2 separate regions of the Mus musculus genome follow, and region 1 is linked to region 2. Evidence: chromatin loops called from intact Hi-C (ENCODE). Cell type or tissue: left cerebral cortex. All regions are shown on one strand.

Evidence for each region. Hi-C counts contacts between places; a loop is a spot of excess contacts. Peaks named below come from ENCODE experiments on the same cell type or tissue, not always from the same donor. Only the 100,000 strongest peaks of a DNase experiment are listed, where the experiment ranks them.
Region 1: a loop joins it to region 2, with 6 times the contacts of the local background. A loop is called at or near these places in 2 of 42 quality-filtered maps.

The regions. Positions count from the first base shown.
Region 1 is chr14:123,033,156-123,041,155 of GRCm38, reverse strand. No RefSeq gene overlaps it. Among named protein-coding and RNA genes, the nearest start is that of Gm33906, 6.1 kb to the left of the region's middle. In left cerebral cortex, no CTCF peak of the experiment used is centred here; DNase peaks (open chromatin) are centred at 3,192 and 3,684; H3K27ac peaks cover 1,121 bases.
Region 2 is chr14:123,229,481-123,237,480 of GRCm38, reverse strand. The region is part of intron 1 of Gm33906 (a long non-coding RNA gene); the gene reads right to left. Among named protein-coding and RNA genes, the nearest start is that of AA536875, 65 kb to the right of the region's middle. In left cerebral cortex, no CTCF peak of the experiment used is centred here; a DNase peak (open chromatin) is centred at 4,491.

The DNA.
Region 1 (8,000 bases), 200 kb after region 2:
CTTACTTGCATTGGTAAATAGAAGGAAAAGCACCTTGGGAATTCTCCAGTGAGATGCACACCAGTTGTTCCTATGTAAAATTTGTTTCACAGGCTCATGTGTTGGAACACCCAGTCTCCACCTGGTGGTATTGTTTGAGGGGTTGTGGGACCTTCAGCAGGTAAAGAGCCTAGCTGGAGGAAGTAAATCAGTAAGGGGTATGTATGTCTTGAGGTTTTCAGCCCAACCCCACTTCCAACCCCAGTCTCTCTTAGATTCCTGGTTAACCAGGTTGTAAACAAACCACTTGTGCCACTGTGAAACATACCTCCCCATCCACTAAGAACTGTATTCCCTTCGACTATGAGCCAAAATAAACCCTCACTCAGGTTGCTTCCTGTTGGAAATTTTGTCACAGTGACAAGAAAGGTAGTGAAGCAATGCCTACCTGTGAGTTCAAGATCATGTGAAGACAGCATCTGCCAGTTGTTCAATGCAATGGCAGCACATTCTGGCACTTTAGACTCAAGTTATCTCAACTGCCATCCTCTGTTAACAGGAAGGTCTCTTTTCAGAACATCAGTGGGTGCAGAATGTTCCTTAGTAGTTTCAGCAAGTGAAGAAACCAAAAACATTCAGAACACAAACGAGCTTGAAATCTACCCTGAGCAAAATATACTTAGGAACTTTCGTTTTATCTGTATATCAAGAACTATGGAATTTTTATCCATTACAAGATAACAAGTAAACAATCCATAATGTTGTTGCCCCTGGTAGAGAGTTCACAAGTTCTGGGTCAAAAACAAAAGAGAGTTTACAACTCCTTGAAATAGCAAGAGTATGAGTGAATACATTTGGCCAGTTTGCCAAACCCCAGTTCCCACAAGGTGATGTCATAAATAAGACCAAGTAGCACCTGCCCAAATCATGGATTGTGCAACTTCAGAGAAACTATGAACATAGTAAACTTAATTTTATAAAGAGTGATAAGAATGTCCACTCTTTATCCCACATCAAGACACTATTAGCATCTTCTAAGTTTGGTCACTCAGTAAACATCCTAAAAATAACCTATAACAAAAAGTAATCATTCTCTTTGCTCAGGAAAAAAAAAGTATACTAGAAACTCAAGAGTCATCTCCCCATACCATGCTGACTTATAAACACGAGTTCAACATGGAAATAGCTATAAAATACTTTTAAGTATGGTACCTCCTACCCAATTATGTATAAATTACTTAAATGAAATAAAATGCTAATTGCACTAGGCACGTTCCAGGTGTTCAGTGGCCATGTGTGATTGATTATTGGTTATAATATTGGACAGAATAGTCAAGATTTGTAGTCAGCTATACAATTAGTTGATCAGCCACATGTAAGGAAGAATGTATATGATTCAGGTCATCCAGTATATGTAGGTAACTTTGCCTTGTTCTAGGAAAACATGTTACAGCCTGCAGTGAAGACCAGCCTTGTTGAACAAATAAATGCAGCAGTTAAACAGACAGACAAGTTAAAGATCCAACTCACTGTACAGGGCCAAAGAAGGAGAAGAAGGTAGAAGAGTAGGGATCTAGAACTCTGTTGCAAAGAAGACAGAAATAGTAACATGGCTCAGAAATGAAGAACAGCGGATTGTTCAGCAGGATGAGGAAACCTAGTTCTAAGGGAACTATGAAACCCTCAAAGGACCTATAGAAGCAAGAGACACAGTGACTCTAACCCTCCCATGAAGAGCCCTTAACAGGACTGATGGATTAGAAAGAGAGCTGGCCAGACTCTTGAAGGCCTTTTCAGAGGCTTAGACCAAGAGTATGGCTGATCTTAAAAAGAAGTTTAAAAAATAACAATGGCAATAAACCCCTGAAAGATTAATGCAAATAGGATACATTTTAGAGAGAAAAAAAATTAGAATCCAAAGCAAACCAAGAGGCTTTAGATTCTTTGCCAAGGATCCAAACAGAGGAAAAGGCCAGGGCCACCTTCAGGTCACAGTCAGAGGACTGCAGCTACTCTTCTCCTACCTTCTCACTCTTGGGCTGCAACAAGGTCTATGTTTCTCACTTTCTGGATCTTGGGTGAGTCTGGTAAATAGTTGTCACTCAGTGATGAACAATGAGTCATCAGTAATGGCTGTTTAGTGCCTGTTGATGAATGAATGGCCACGGACAGGGGATACAGAGAAAGGCAGAACTCCCCCAGAGAATCACAATGCCCTCAAATGGCAGACCTTCCCAGTTGAACACTATTGTGAAACCATCATTCAATTACCGTACACAAGCGAAGATGCACCAAGCAGGCTGACTCCAAAAAAAAGCAAGACAAGAAACCAGGCTACTGAGAAAAGGAGCTAAGGTTATTAAAGAATGAAATCCTAAAGTTAAAAAGTCACCAAATAAAAGGAAGACTTTAAAGTAATTGTGATCACAGCTGTAAATCATCTTGGAAAGAAGGCAGGCACAACGTTAACCAAAGAGGAGGTGATAGGATCTGGCTCAAGGATGAGGGCCAGAAAAAGAGAGGCTGGGAGATTTTTGGCTACTTTGGAGGCTGAATCAATAGAAGTTGGTAATTGACAAACTAAAATGTGACAGAGGAATAAGAGTAAATAAGTTTCCTGATATGAGAGCTGTAGGCATCAGGGTCAAGAAAGGCATTATACATTCAGTTTAGAAAATGCACAGTAGGTAGGCATGTTTGTTGGTATCTGATGGAGGGGCTGGTTATGTGAACTCAAGCAGAGAGGAATTAAGCTATGAACTTGGCTGTATAAGCTCCATAGAACATCAGGTTGTCTGGGGAGTGACACACATCACAAAAGAAAAACTATGCACAGGCTGAACATGTGACAGGAGAGAGCTGAGCAGGGAGAATGCAAAAAGTTCTCTAAAAATCAAAATAACTAAAACTTACAGCTCTCCACTTTGTTTGCTTTGTTGGAGGCCAATACTTCACACAAAGCAATTGTGAATCTCCTATGGTTTCCTAGGATGCACACTATAAATGAAAATAGCTTCTCTCTCTATTTCAATATTTTAGCTGCATTTGGGTTTTTAAAAACATAGAGTGCAGGGATGTTTTTGTGTACTTATGTAATGGAGACTGTGTGGGCATATTTTGCATTGCACAGCCTTTGTGTTGAAAGGATGAAAGCCTAAAATGGATCTTGTATGAAATATGGGTAACTGCACACATCCCATCACATGTCACAACAGTAATTGGTACAAATTGTATTATACTTTACTTCTCCTCTGTCACAAGTGCCTATTTTATTCTAGACATACTAAATCAACACACATCTAACTAACTCAATTACAAAACCGGTGTAACCAAATCCAAAGCAGCTGGGATTTTAATGGGGATTTCTGACTGCTGTTTAGACGGTTCCTCTGTTACATGCAGAATGTACATCTCTAATGCAATCAAAGTCAAGAGAAAACTCAAGGTGGATTTGGAATCTAAGAACAAAATAGAAGATCTCTTCACTGTTACAGTCACAGAACAGCATGAGGAAGCAGCTCTTCTCACTTCCCAGCACAAATCCAGTGGGAACCATTCAAAAGGAACACAAGCGTTAGTTTCACAGGATGTACAAACCTGTACTTGTGAATTCATCTGCTGACCCATACAGAAGGAAAAGGGAGGGAATCCACATGTGTGTAGGGAGTCAGCTTAGCCATATGAAGTATTGAAAAAAAAACAGATAATGAAAGAACAGAAAGAAAAGAACTGGGTCATGTGGAGGAGGGCCATGGGAACACGGAGAGACAGTGCACTCATGAGCTCACAGCAACTGTGACTGCCAGCATAGGCTTTACTTACACTGGAGTTCCTAACATTCAATTATAAAGGAGACAGTTATGGGATGCCATTAGTGGTGTGGCCACTGGTGAGTTACCAGTGCACATGTGAGTTACATCTGATTACACTTGGTGGGTCACAAGGCCAAACAACAACAAAAACAAAAAACCAAAATAACAACACACAAAACTGTGAGGCCATGGGTGTTGGGGAAAGAGGGAGTGGAAGAGAACCTGCGTCCCTCCAGAGTTCCTATGCTCTGGGCAGGTGGACTTGGCCCCGGGTGGGTGTCTGGCTGTGTAAAGCCACTGACCCCACATGGCAGGTGGTGGACAAGGGACAGCCCTAGGTACCAGGTTCCCAGCCTCCCACATCCCACGCTGAATACAGCAACAGAATAGGGTCCCCGGGGCAGCACTCAGCCCCCGGGATGAAGGGAGGAGAGGGCAGGGGGAGATGAGGTGCTGGATGGTTCCCACACGGGCAAGAGTCCTTGGTCAGGTCCTTGGTCAGGTCCGTGGCTGGAGCGCAGGATGGCCTTCTGTTGGTAGGTTAGTGGTGGCTCCGTAGGAGAAAGCCCATCCCATCATTCAAGCATGGCAGGCCTTGATGATCAGAGACAATCTATGGTTTTAGAGCTTTATTGTAGAAAGGCAGGGGGAGAGAGAGAGGCCACCCATGACCACTTGGAGAGAGGGCATAAGAGAAAGAGAGAAGGAGGGCTAAAGAGTAAGAAAGGTGAGGGCTTAAAGAGAGCAAGGAGGGGCCAAGCAGCCCCTCTTATAGTGGGCTGGGCTATGTTGCTGTTGCCAGGTAACTGTGGGGGTGGAGTCCAGCCAGAATGCCAGAAGCTTGGGACATTGTCTGTGTGACTGATAGTCACAGAATTATGGACAGGCACCTGATTCTGGGAACGTGGCTCACCTTTCTGTCCCTTGAAGATTTCTCTACTGGGTCACTGGAGCAAGCCCCATTCAACCAAAATAGGCTACCTATCACAGCCCCACACAAAACTCCAAAAGCAGAATTGGAAGGATGGGGACTTAACCAGAGGATGGGAATAGAGGGAAGGAAGAACTAGCAGGGAAATTAGTCTAGCCAGAACATATTATATATGTGTATGAAACTATCAACAAATAAATTAGTTTTAAAAAGAAAAAGTTATAAAAATTTAAAAGTGAATGCCACTAAATTTGAACTCCCTTACACAGGTTCTTTCCTGTGGGTAACACTGGAATAGTGTGTGTCTGTGTCTTTGTATACCTACACATATCTGTGAAGGCGGTATATACGTGTGGGTGTTGTTACTCAGTAACCCTCCACTTTATATTTTGAGACAAGGCCTTTCAGTGGGATCTGGGACTCAATGATTAGGCTACCCTAGCTGGTCAGTGCACATGAGGCTTCCTCGTGCACTGTCTCAATGCTGGAATTACAATAATGCACCACCATTCCTAGATTTTTATGTGAGTGCCGGGGGTCAAAATGGGATCCTCAGATTTCATAGCAACCATTTTACCAAGTGATCTATTCTTCTCAGCTGCCCTCCAACTTCCAACCTTATTGCTTGAGGTCATTTTCTTCAAGCATTCTTCGTCCCATAAGCCATAGAAATTTCCCCTGGCCTTACCACATCTAAGAGTAAATGTTGGCTTTCCTCTTCATATTTATGTCCCTATTAGTGAATGCAAAGCCTTGCTCAGCTATAGCTCTTCCTGAGCTGTGCAGTGCTCTGGCAAGCCTACCTTTCTTTCTTCTGGCAAACGGATCCCTGGGCCTGTTGCTAAGCCTCCTTCCTGCACCATTTAATACATACCCACTTGATTACATTCATACTTTCCAAATGCCTGATGTCTTCCCCTGGGCTATGATTTGACAAGACTCTTTTTGTGTAGTGAAAACTACAGTGGTCAAATAGCATGTACAATATAAACTTGCTTCCATTAAACAAAACAACTTGAGAAAAATATAAGATCAGATAGCATATCTTTAATCCCAGCACTTAGGAGGAGAGGTGGGCAGAACTCTGAGTTTAAGGCCAGCCTCATCTACGGAGAGAGTTCCAGAATATCCAGGGCTGCTTAAATAAACTGTCTTAGAAAAAAAAAAAAAAAGTTGCAGAACTCTCCATAGCACTATTTCATGGGTGGTGGAAATGTAGACTTTTATCTTTAATGCATTTGTGGTGCTTATCATAATTAATATAAAGAGTAGTTATTCTAAGATTTCATCCTCACATCAAATTACTCCTTTTGATGTACACTTTCTATCTTCACATTCTGGAATGTTTTTAACAAATGAATATTTTTATCCCTGTTCAAATTTGTGTTTGTGTATATGAGTGTGTATTTGTGACCATGCATGAGAGCAGATGTGTGTGTGTGCCTCCTTCATTATCCCTTCAATTACAATGCTTCTCCCACACACTAAAACCCTCAAGATTAAGATAAATTTAGCCATGCATGGTGGCACACACTTTTAATTCCAAGACTCAGAAAGCAGAAGCAGGTGTATCTCTGTGAGTTCTAGGACAGCCAGAGCTATATCGTGAGAACTTGTCTTAAAAATCAATCAATCAATAAATAAATAAATAAATAAATAAAACCACATATGTAGCAGATGATGGCCTTGTCTGGCATCAGTGAGAGGAGAGGGCCTTGGTCCCGTGAAGGCTTGATGCCCCAGTGTAGGGGAATGCCAAGGTGGGGAGGCAGGAATGGGTGGGTGGCTGGGGGAGCAGCCTCTTAGAAGCAGGGGGAAGGGGAATAGGATAGGGAGTTTCTGGAGGGGAAACTGGGAAAGAGGATAACATTTCAAATGTAAATAAATAAAATATCCCATTTTTTTAAAAAAGAAAAGAACAGAAACTGCACCCCCCCCCCAAAAAAGATGAAGGTAAGTTTTATATCAAGCAGTAGACCGTCTACTATCAAAATACAGGTGCCTATGTCAATGTTCTCTAGAAGCCAGACCTTGGACACTGTTTGCTGAATAAGTACAGTGTATGCTGTGATTTGAGAAATGTCTCCTATGGGCCCATGTATTTGAATAGATGGTTCCCTGTGGTTATGGAGACTTCAGGAAGAAGTACATCACTAAGGTGGGTATGGAGAATTTATAGCCTGGCTCCACAGTATGTCCTGTTTCCTGTGTGTGAATGAATTGTGCCTTTCCCACTATAATGAAACACTTTCTCCTAACTTGCTTTTTGTTAGGGGATTTCCTTACAGCAGCAGAAAAGCAACTAATACAGAGCAAATCTCATAATGAGTAAGTCACATTTGCCCTTGGAGCCTGGACCTCTGTGTGATGACTTCACATGCATGTGCTCTGTGTGATGACTTCACATGTGTTTGCTCTGTGTGTGATGACTTCACACGTGTTCATTCTGCAATAGTTATCTTGTTTCCTCTGAAATGCGTATAAGATGCATTAAATTGCACTGGCCTCCCAAAACTCATCTTTGCTTTGTTTCAGCTGTCGTTGATATTACCAAAACCAGATTTTCTAATAGATTCATTAGTCATTCCTAACAACTGCTTGAAAACACCAAAACCCTTTTCAAAAGGCCAAAAGATACAGTGGTCTATAAGTGTCAATAGTAACCCTTAGCTTCCTCAGAACCCATAAGATAAATTATGCAACCTTTTATGCCTCTTTATATACCCCTGCTATTCCAGTGCCTTAGCTGTCTGTCAGCACCTAATTATACTTCCAATGACTAGAGACAGACTATCTTTTTGTCCCCACAAATAAGAATTTATAGCTTTCCAGTCCACATGTCACCCAGCAAACACCAGAGGATGAATATCCTACAAGAAGTCAATGATAGCCAAAGAAGAATAAGCCCCGCCAGGCCCAGTGGTGCAGCCAGCAGAAGGCCTTCCCCAATTCTAGTTGCCATGGCAAATGATCTAATGAAAAATGCTACCATTCTGAGTTCATCACCAGAGGATGATTAGGATGTAAATAAGGAGACATAAGCGATAACATTACAGGTCGCACCAAAGGCACATGCCATAAGAGTGGCTATGGCTTATCACAAATGAACCCTGAAGCCCTTTTCAGAATCCACTGTTTCTCATTTTGATCTCTGTAAACTTCCATTATATCACATAGAAATATGCAACAATTAAGTCAATTTAAATTTTAAATGGATTTTGGGCAAGTGGAGTGATGTCTGTCGTTTTACTCACTGTAGGGTATGCATAGAGCATTGG
Region 2 (8,000 bases):
GACAGCAAGTTTGGGTCTAATGTAACTCTTGTTTTATTTTGACCTACTAAAAGGCTCTCACATAATGATTCATCCCTTCTACAGAAATGAGATGTCAGGATGCAAAGGGCACCACATCCCGTCAACAGGCCATGTTTGTCTCCCAGAAGCACCTCAGGGAATTTTAACAGCAAGCACCATCTTCTGAGCCCTTCATGAGACTAACATCCGCTGGCTTCCTTTTCCACATCTGTAGGAGTAAAATTAGCAAGCAGTATGGAATCTGAGTTCTCCCCAGAGTTCAGTCAAAGGTCAGAGCTACCTTTGGGTAATTCATAGGGGAAAAAAGTTGCATAATAAAAATAATGATGTGGCATATGAATGTGGTTCCAATAGAACCATACCCTTTCAGCAGCCAGCTATATACCAACTCTCCATTTTCTGCTTGTTGTGTTTCTTAACACAGCTCTTTTTGCATCTGCCAGTGACTAAAATGTTTACCACCTCCTTGGTCTATTACTCTTGTTGCCTCAGGTCACAGAACATTCCAGTCGAGTTGCAAATTATTAGGACTGATTTTTTTTTATGCCTGTGCTGTCTAGAAAATATGCATGCATGTGTCCTCATCCTTACCCCGTGTTCACTGTCCTATACTGCTAGGATCTCTTTGTCCCTCCATTAGCCCCAATAAATTACAGTTGATTATAGCTCAGTCCCTTCTATAGTGGGTTAAATGCAGTAAAATGAGCAGGAAAATAGCAAACAAGGCCTTGGGGTGACATCAACACCCTGTAATAGCTTACTTTTACCTCTGATATTTTCACAGATGATTCTATCTGAAATTCCTCAATTTGGGATAATGATGCTGAAAGTGTATAATGTGAGTATTTGTGGTTGAGCCACAGATGATGGTAATAGTAGTGGCAGAAAGGTTGTATGTGGGTAAAAATCTAGCTCAGTGTAAAAGGCTGCTGAAGGCTAACTACACTCATGCTCAAATAAGTCCTGATGCAGTGGTCCTATCTGTAACATTAATAGGTTTTGATGTTTATTTTTTAAAAGAATAGAAGGAGAATCTCTGACAGAAAATTAAATAATAATAATAATAATAATAATAATAATAGTAAATAATAATAATAATAAACAAGTCTCTGGATTTAAAAAAAATTCCAGATCTGGGGACCCAGGATTCAATCCCCATCACTACAAAAATAAATATAAAGAAAAGGTGGGGGGGGGGGCATGTACCTAAAACTTCTCATTCACTGTGATCATTAAGCATTTTATTTGAGCCACCTATGACAATGAGGACATCTGACTATGGCTCCACCTGTACCTAACTATAAGGACCACTGCTATATATAGCATGAGGTGTTCAACTCTTTATTGAAACTCCATTTACCCACCCCGCCCCATGTTTTTGTTTCTTGAGTAGCTTTAGATAGAGAAATAATGACCACAGTGAAAAGCTCTCTCTGGGATGGGAAGATTAAGCTGAAATTTAGTAGGGACCTGAGATGTACAGAACCAGGAACAAGAGAAGTTTGATCTATGCCTTAGCTTGGGTTTTATTGCTGTGAAGAGACAACATGACCAAGGCAAATCTTATAAAAGAAAATATTTAACTGGGGCTGGCTTACAGTTTCAGAAGTTCAGTCCATTATCTTCATGGTGGGAAGTATAGCAGCATGCAGGCAGACATGCTGGATGAAGTAGATGAGAGTTCTACATCTTGATCCGAAGACAGTCAGGAGGAGACTTCTCTGCAGGCAGCTAGGAGGGGACTCTCTTCCACACCTACATGGGGGAAACTTTAGCCTCAAAGACTATGAACACAGTGACACACTTCCTCCAACAAGGTCACACCCATTCCAACAAGGTCACACCTCCTAACAGTGCTGCTTCCCATGGCTAAGCATATTCAAACTACTAGAGTCTGTCATCTCCCCCAACTCCCTGCATCCACCAAATATGATCCTTCCTGGCCCCAAGCCTTTACTTCTTCAGACCCTCTCTAGTCTGAAATTTTACTCAGACACTTCATTTAATTCTTGCCAAACAATTCACTATGCTGTAAGTTATTATGCAAAAGTCCTCACCACACCTTGGAATCACATCCTTCTTAGAGACTTACCTTTAACCCCCACTCTAATCTAGGTATCCTTTCTGATTATCTGCTCTTCATTTTACCCTAAACACCAGTACCCTGCATGATAAAACTATAGCAAACACACTAATGGTGTTCTTCATTGTGTTGGGCAAAAGTATTCTTCTCTAGTCTCCAAAGTGTGTTCCTTAAAAGCTATATTGATTTTCTCACTCATTTCTTTATGCCCCCTCTCATGCTACATACACTGAGACACCTTCAAGAGCCTCAATGTCCTCCATACTCCTACACTTCTAGGTAAATGGACTTGATTTCCTTCGAAAGCCCAAGTGTCCTGCCTCTGTCCTTGATACCTTCTCTCAGACTTTAGTTCTTCATTCTATTCTCCACAGACAAACTTCTCCCTCCTGACACTTGGATACCCTCAAATTATTCCTTGCCTTAAACCAAAGGCCGAAAGGAAAACATGTGAAACAAGACATCTCTTCTCCCTACCCAACTATGTCTAAATGGCTCCTTTTAATGCTTCCTCCAGCCTAGTCATAAATCCTCACATACCCTCCCTAACCATATTAATGATTTTCCCTTCTGTAGAAATCATCCGTCAAACACTATTTCTTAAAAAGAAATTCCTAGGTCAGAGCATCAGAATATTATTTTACTACATTTCTTACTGAAGCTTGATTGATTTCTTAAATGTACTTAAAAAATCAATATGCAATAGGGAAATAAGTCATAAGTTAAAAGTTCAAGGGATACATACAAACTGCACATGCCTACATGCTTAGCACCCAGTCTAAGGAAAGAACATTATCAAACTCCTAGAATCCAGTGTTCTCTCTCACCCCCTGGAATACACCACCCCACCTTTCACTAACTGTCACACTGGCTTCTGAATCCACATTAATGTTGCCATTTAGTAGTACTCTAAAATAGAAGTGTACAGAATGTACCTTTTTCTGTTTATCTTCTTTTATCAGATATTGGGCCTACTGATTCCTGATGTCTATATTTATGGCTTACTCATTCTTATTGCTGTTTTCTAGCATTACCTGTATATGCTATGATTTATGTATTTTCTGTTGATAAACATTTGGGTAACTTTTAACACAGTTGTATTATTTAATAGTGGTGCTACAAATATCCTACTGTGTATGAGTGTTGAATTTCTTCAGGATGTGTCCCAGAGGTGGAATTTGAGGACAACTTCACTATCAAAAATACCAACAAGGTCCACTCACACTAGCAGTGGATGAGAGTTCTGGCTGCCTGTATGCTCACCAACACTTGGTGGTTTCCTGATCTTTTCATTTTGCCATTGTAATGAGTGTACATTTATGATTTTTAATTCAGTGAATTCAATATCTTCAATCACTCCATATTTAACATGAGAGACTCCCTCCTTTGTACCACAAACTCACTCCTCACTGCAGAACATGTTGGTCTTCAGTGTCTCTTCTCATGTACCTTTCTCTTCCAACACTCTCAGGTCTGCATAATGTTTTTTCCTTTCCTTTACAAATTCTATTCCATGATCCCATTATTTGCTATCATTAAGTCTTACTTCCTTCAAGACAATATATTTACAACAGACAATAAAATTCCACAATTTTATTCACTCAACCAATGGTTACTTTATCCTTTACTAAATTCCTGACTGTTTGGGATACCAAACACTTTGAAAAGAAGCAGAGATGAATTGTTTAAGAAACAATCCTGGTTGGCTAGTTCTAGTGCCCACCTACATACCAGCACCTGGAAGATAGAGGCAGTGGAGTCAGACATTAAAAGTCATCTTTGGCTACATAGTAAGTTCTAAACCCAGTCACCTGGACTAAATGAGATACTACCACAAAAGAATGAAAGAATGAACAAAAGTACAAAAGAAAGAGAGAGATGTGGAAGAAGAAAAACCCTTGCCTTAAACAGCCTACTATCTCCACAACAAACAACAGCAAATCAATCTCCATTGGCAGTACCTAAGCATACCACACTAGAGGTTTGCTGAGACATAGAAATAACTAAAAAGGATAATAAGCAATATGAGCACTCAACCCTAAGACTTCAGTCTCCAGTGTTGGAGAAGAACTCACATATGAAAAGCATGGAGAGTGTCTTTCACACACTAACACTGTTTGGAATGGTTAAAGATGTCTGTGAAATAGAGAATAGAACCCATAGAGAAGTCTGCAAACATACACTGAAGGGCTTCCATACTTTCCCAGGAAGTGACTGAATTCATAAGTCAAGGGATCTACAAATATACTGGGATAACATTGTTTAATTCACTGAAAAAATTATTTTAGTTCCAAAGCTAAGTCAGCCATATGTCCTGGATTTTCCAGGACTCTGCTGATTTAAAATATTTTGTCTTACCAGGCCATGTGTCAGAACACAGCCCACAGCCCATTTAAGGTTAGAAAAATTGTGTTACCATAACCTCATTCCATCCCACATGCCATATTGTTTTTTTCAAATAAATGGTGACCTTGTTTCTGGTGGGTATCCTACACAGAAAACAATCTTGGTTTGTGAGCTTGCAATGTATGCTTATGAATATTCAAATGCACAACTCCAATTAAAATAAGAGCTGAAAGTCTGTGCTACAGGCAAGAAAAAAATACTCTGCTCATAGCTGCATTTGCTTTACTAACAACAGGTTGTAGCCTGACAGCCTGAGGGTAAAAATAATTAATGTTTTGTTCTTACCTTGTTATCATACATCTAATGAATCATATTTTGATTTTGCTTTACATTTGTTGAAGAGCCATAGACAGGTCCAATATAACAGAAGAAGCTGCAACTTTTTTGTCCGGTTCAGATGAGCACTGCTATATTTAGGAGCATTATATAGCTCAGTCTTTACAGAGAGATAAATGCCAGGAAGCCCATTCCAACTAAGAAGAATTTAAGAAGTATCTCAAACTTTAGGTTTACCCAAGAACAATCTGCAGGTCCAGTCCAGAATGCATAAAAGCTACATCATTTAGTGGTGGTGGTACTAGGTACTGAGCATTATACATGCTAGGCAAACACCCTACCACTGAGCTATATCACTAGTTCAATGTCAATTTGACACAACCCAGAGTTATTAGAGAGGAGGGAGCCTCCCCTGAGAAAATAGGTCCTCCATCTATACACAAGCCTGAAGGACATTTTCTTAATGAATTATGAGGGAGCACCCAGTCCAGTGTGGGTGGTGTCATCTCTGGGTTAGTGGTCCTGGGATGTATAAGAAAGCAGAATAGATTTGACCTTAGTACAAGGAGATAGAAATGGATCAATTTGCATTCTTCTACATGATAACCGCCAGTTGTGCCAGCACCATTTGTTGAAAATGCTGTCTTTTTTCCACTGGATGGTTTTAGCTCCCTTGTCAAAGATCAAGTGACCATAGGTGTGTGGATTCATCTCTGGGTCTTCAATTCTGTTCCATTGGTCTACTTGTCTGTCACTATACCAGTACCATGCAGTTTTGATCACAATTGCTCTGTAGTACAGTTTTAGGTCTGGCATGGTGATTCCACCAGGGGTTCTTTTATCCTTGAGAAGAATTTTTGCTATCCTCGGTTTTTTGTTATTCCAGATGAATCTGCCGATTGCCCTTTCTAATTCGTTGAAGAATTGAGTTGGAATTTTGATGGGGATTGCATTGAATCTGTAGATTGCTTTTGGCAAGATAGCCATTTTTACAATGTTGATCCTGCCAATCCATGAGCATGGGAGATCTTTCCATCTTCTGAGATCTTCTTTAATTTCTTTCTTTAGAGACTTGAAGTTCTTATCATACAGATCTTTCACTTCCTTAGTTAAGAGTCACGCCAAGGTATTTTATATTATTTGTGACTATTGAGAAGGGTGTTGTTTCCTTAATTTCTTTCTCAGCCTGTTTATCCTTTGTGTAGAGAAAGGCCATTGACTTGTTTGAGTTAATTTTATATCCAGCTACTTTATTGAAGCTGTTTATCAGGCTTAGGAGTTCTCTGGTGGAATTTTTAGGGTCACTTATATATACTATCATATCATCTGCAAAAAGTGATATTTTGACTTCTTCCTTTCCAATTTGTATCCCCTTGATCTCCTTTTGTTGTCTAATTGCTCTGGCTAGGACTTCAAGTGCAATGTTGAATAGGTAGGGTGAGAGTGGACAGCCTTGTCTAGATATAGCTCTCTCTTGTGAGACTATGCCGGGGCCTAGCAAACACAGAAGTAGATGATCACAGTCAGCTATTGGATGGGTCACATGGCCCCCAATGGAGGAGCTAGAGAAATTACCCAAGGAGCTAAAGGGAACTGCAACCCTATAGGTGGAACAACAATATGAACTAACCAGTACCCGGGAGCTCTTGTCTTTAGCTGCATATGTATCAAAAGATGGCCTAGTCGGCCATCACTGCAAAGAGAGGCCCATTGGACACGCAAACTTTATATGCCCCAGTACAGGGGAACGCCAGGGCCAAAAAGGGGGAGTGGGTGGGTAGGGGATTGGGGGGGGTGGGTATGGGGGACCTTTGGGATAGCATTGAAAATGTAAACGAGGAAAATACCTAATAATAAAAAAAATAAAAAAAATAAAAAAGAAAGCAGAATAAGCAAGTCATGAGGAGTAAACCAGAAAGTATCACCTATCCATGGTGTCTTAGTCAGGGTTTCTATTTCTGCATAAACATCATGACCAAGAAGCAGTTGGGGAGGAAAGGGTTTATTCAGCTTACACTTCCATACTGCTGTTCATCACTAAAGGAAGTCAAGACTGGAACTCAAGCAAGGCAGGAAGCAGGAGCTGATGCAGAGGCCATGGAGGGATGTTCTTTACTGGCTTGCCTCCCCTGGCTTGCTCAGCCTGCTCTCTTATAGAACCCAAGACTACCAGCCCAGAGATGGTCTCACCCACAAGGGGCCTTTCTCCCTTGATCACTAATTGAGAAAATGCCTTACAGCTGGACCTTGTAGAGGCATCTCCCCAACTGAAGTTCCTTTCTCTGTAATAACTCCAGCCTGTGTCAAGTTGACACCCACAACCAGCCAGTACACATGGCATCTGCATTAGTTCTTGCCTCCATGATCCTGCCCTGAATAAATTACTGCCCTCACTGCTTTTGATGAGAAAATGTTATGTGGAACTGTGAGAGAAATAAACCTTTTCCTCCCCAAGGTGTTTTGGTCACAATGCTTCATGGCAACAGAACCCTAATGAAGACAATCTCCCATCTCATTTTACTCTTTATTTTGAGACTAATTCTAAAATTCACTCTGCAGCTCAGGCAAATGTTGAACTTCTAGTTCTTCCGCTTTAGCCTCCAGATTAGAATAGCTGTAAATATATGCATGGAACACCAAACCAGCTGCCACAACTTCTAACAATCTTCTACCTTCTTATTTTGCATCAGTCTGCTTGTCAGTCTCCTTTCCTCTGCCTGATTCTAGCTCTTTGTTCTGAAGATCACTATATGTCTTAGCTTTGTTTATAAGTGTCTTCACTATTACATGAATTCTGGACCACAACAAGAACCCAAAGTTGAACTAGGTAAGTAAGATCTTTTTCTACTTCATTCCTAGCTTTTGAGCATTTTTTCTACTCATTCTAGGATAGAGTTCATTGTACAAGCCCAAATTGCTATACTCCAGAAGATGACCCTACACACAAGCACCTAGAGGCAGGACTAAGTTAATTCACTGTTTGTTTTTGTTTTTGTTTTTGTTTTAAAGCACAGAACATTGGAAAGAAAAGTGGTTGGGGGACAGAGAAGAATTAAGACACTTTGTATACATCTATTCCAAGCAATAAAAAAATGAATAATTCTTATTTGAAATTTGTCACATTAGGTTTAAAGACTTTTCCCTTTACATTATTCAATGTATGTCAAATCTAAAATTTCAGCTTTCGTTTTTTTTTTAATTTTTTAATTAGATG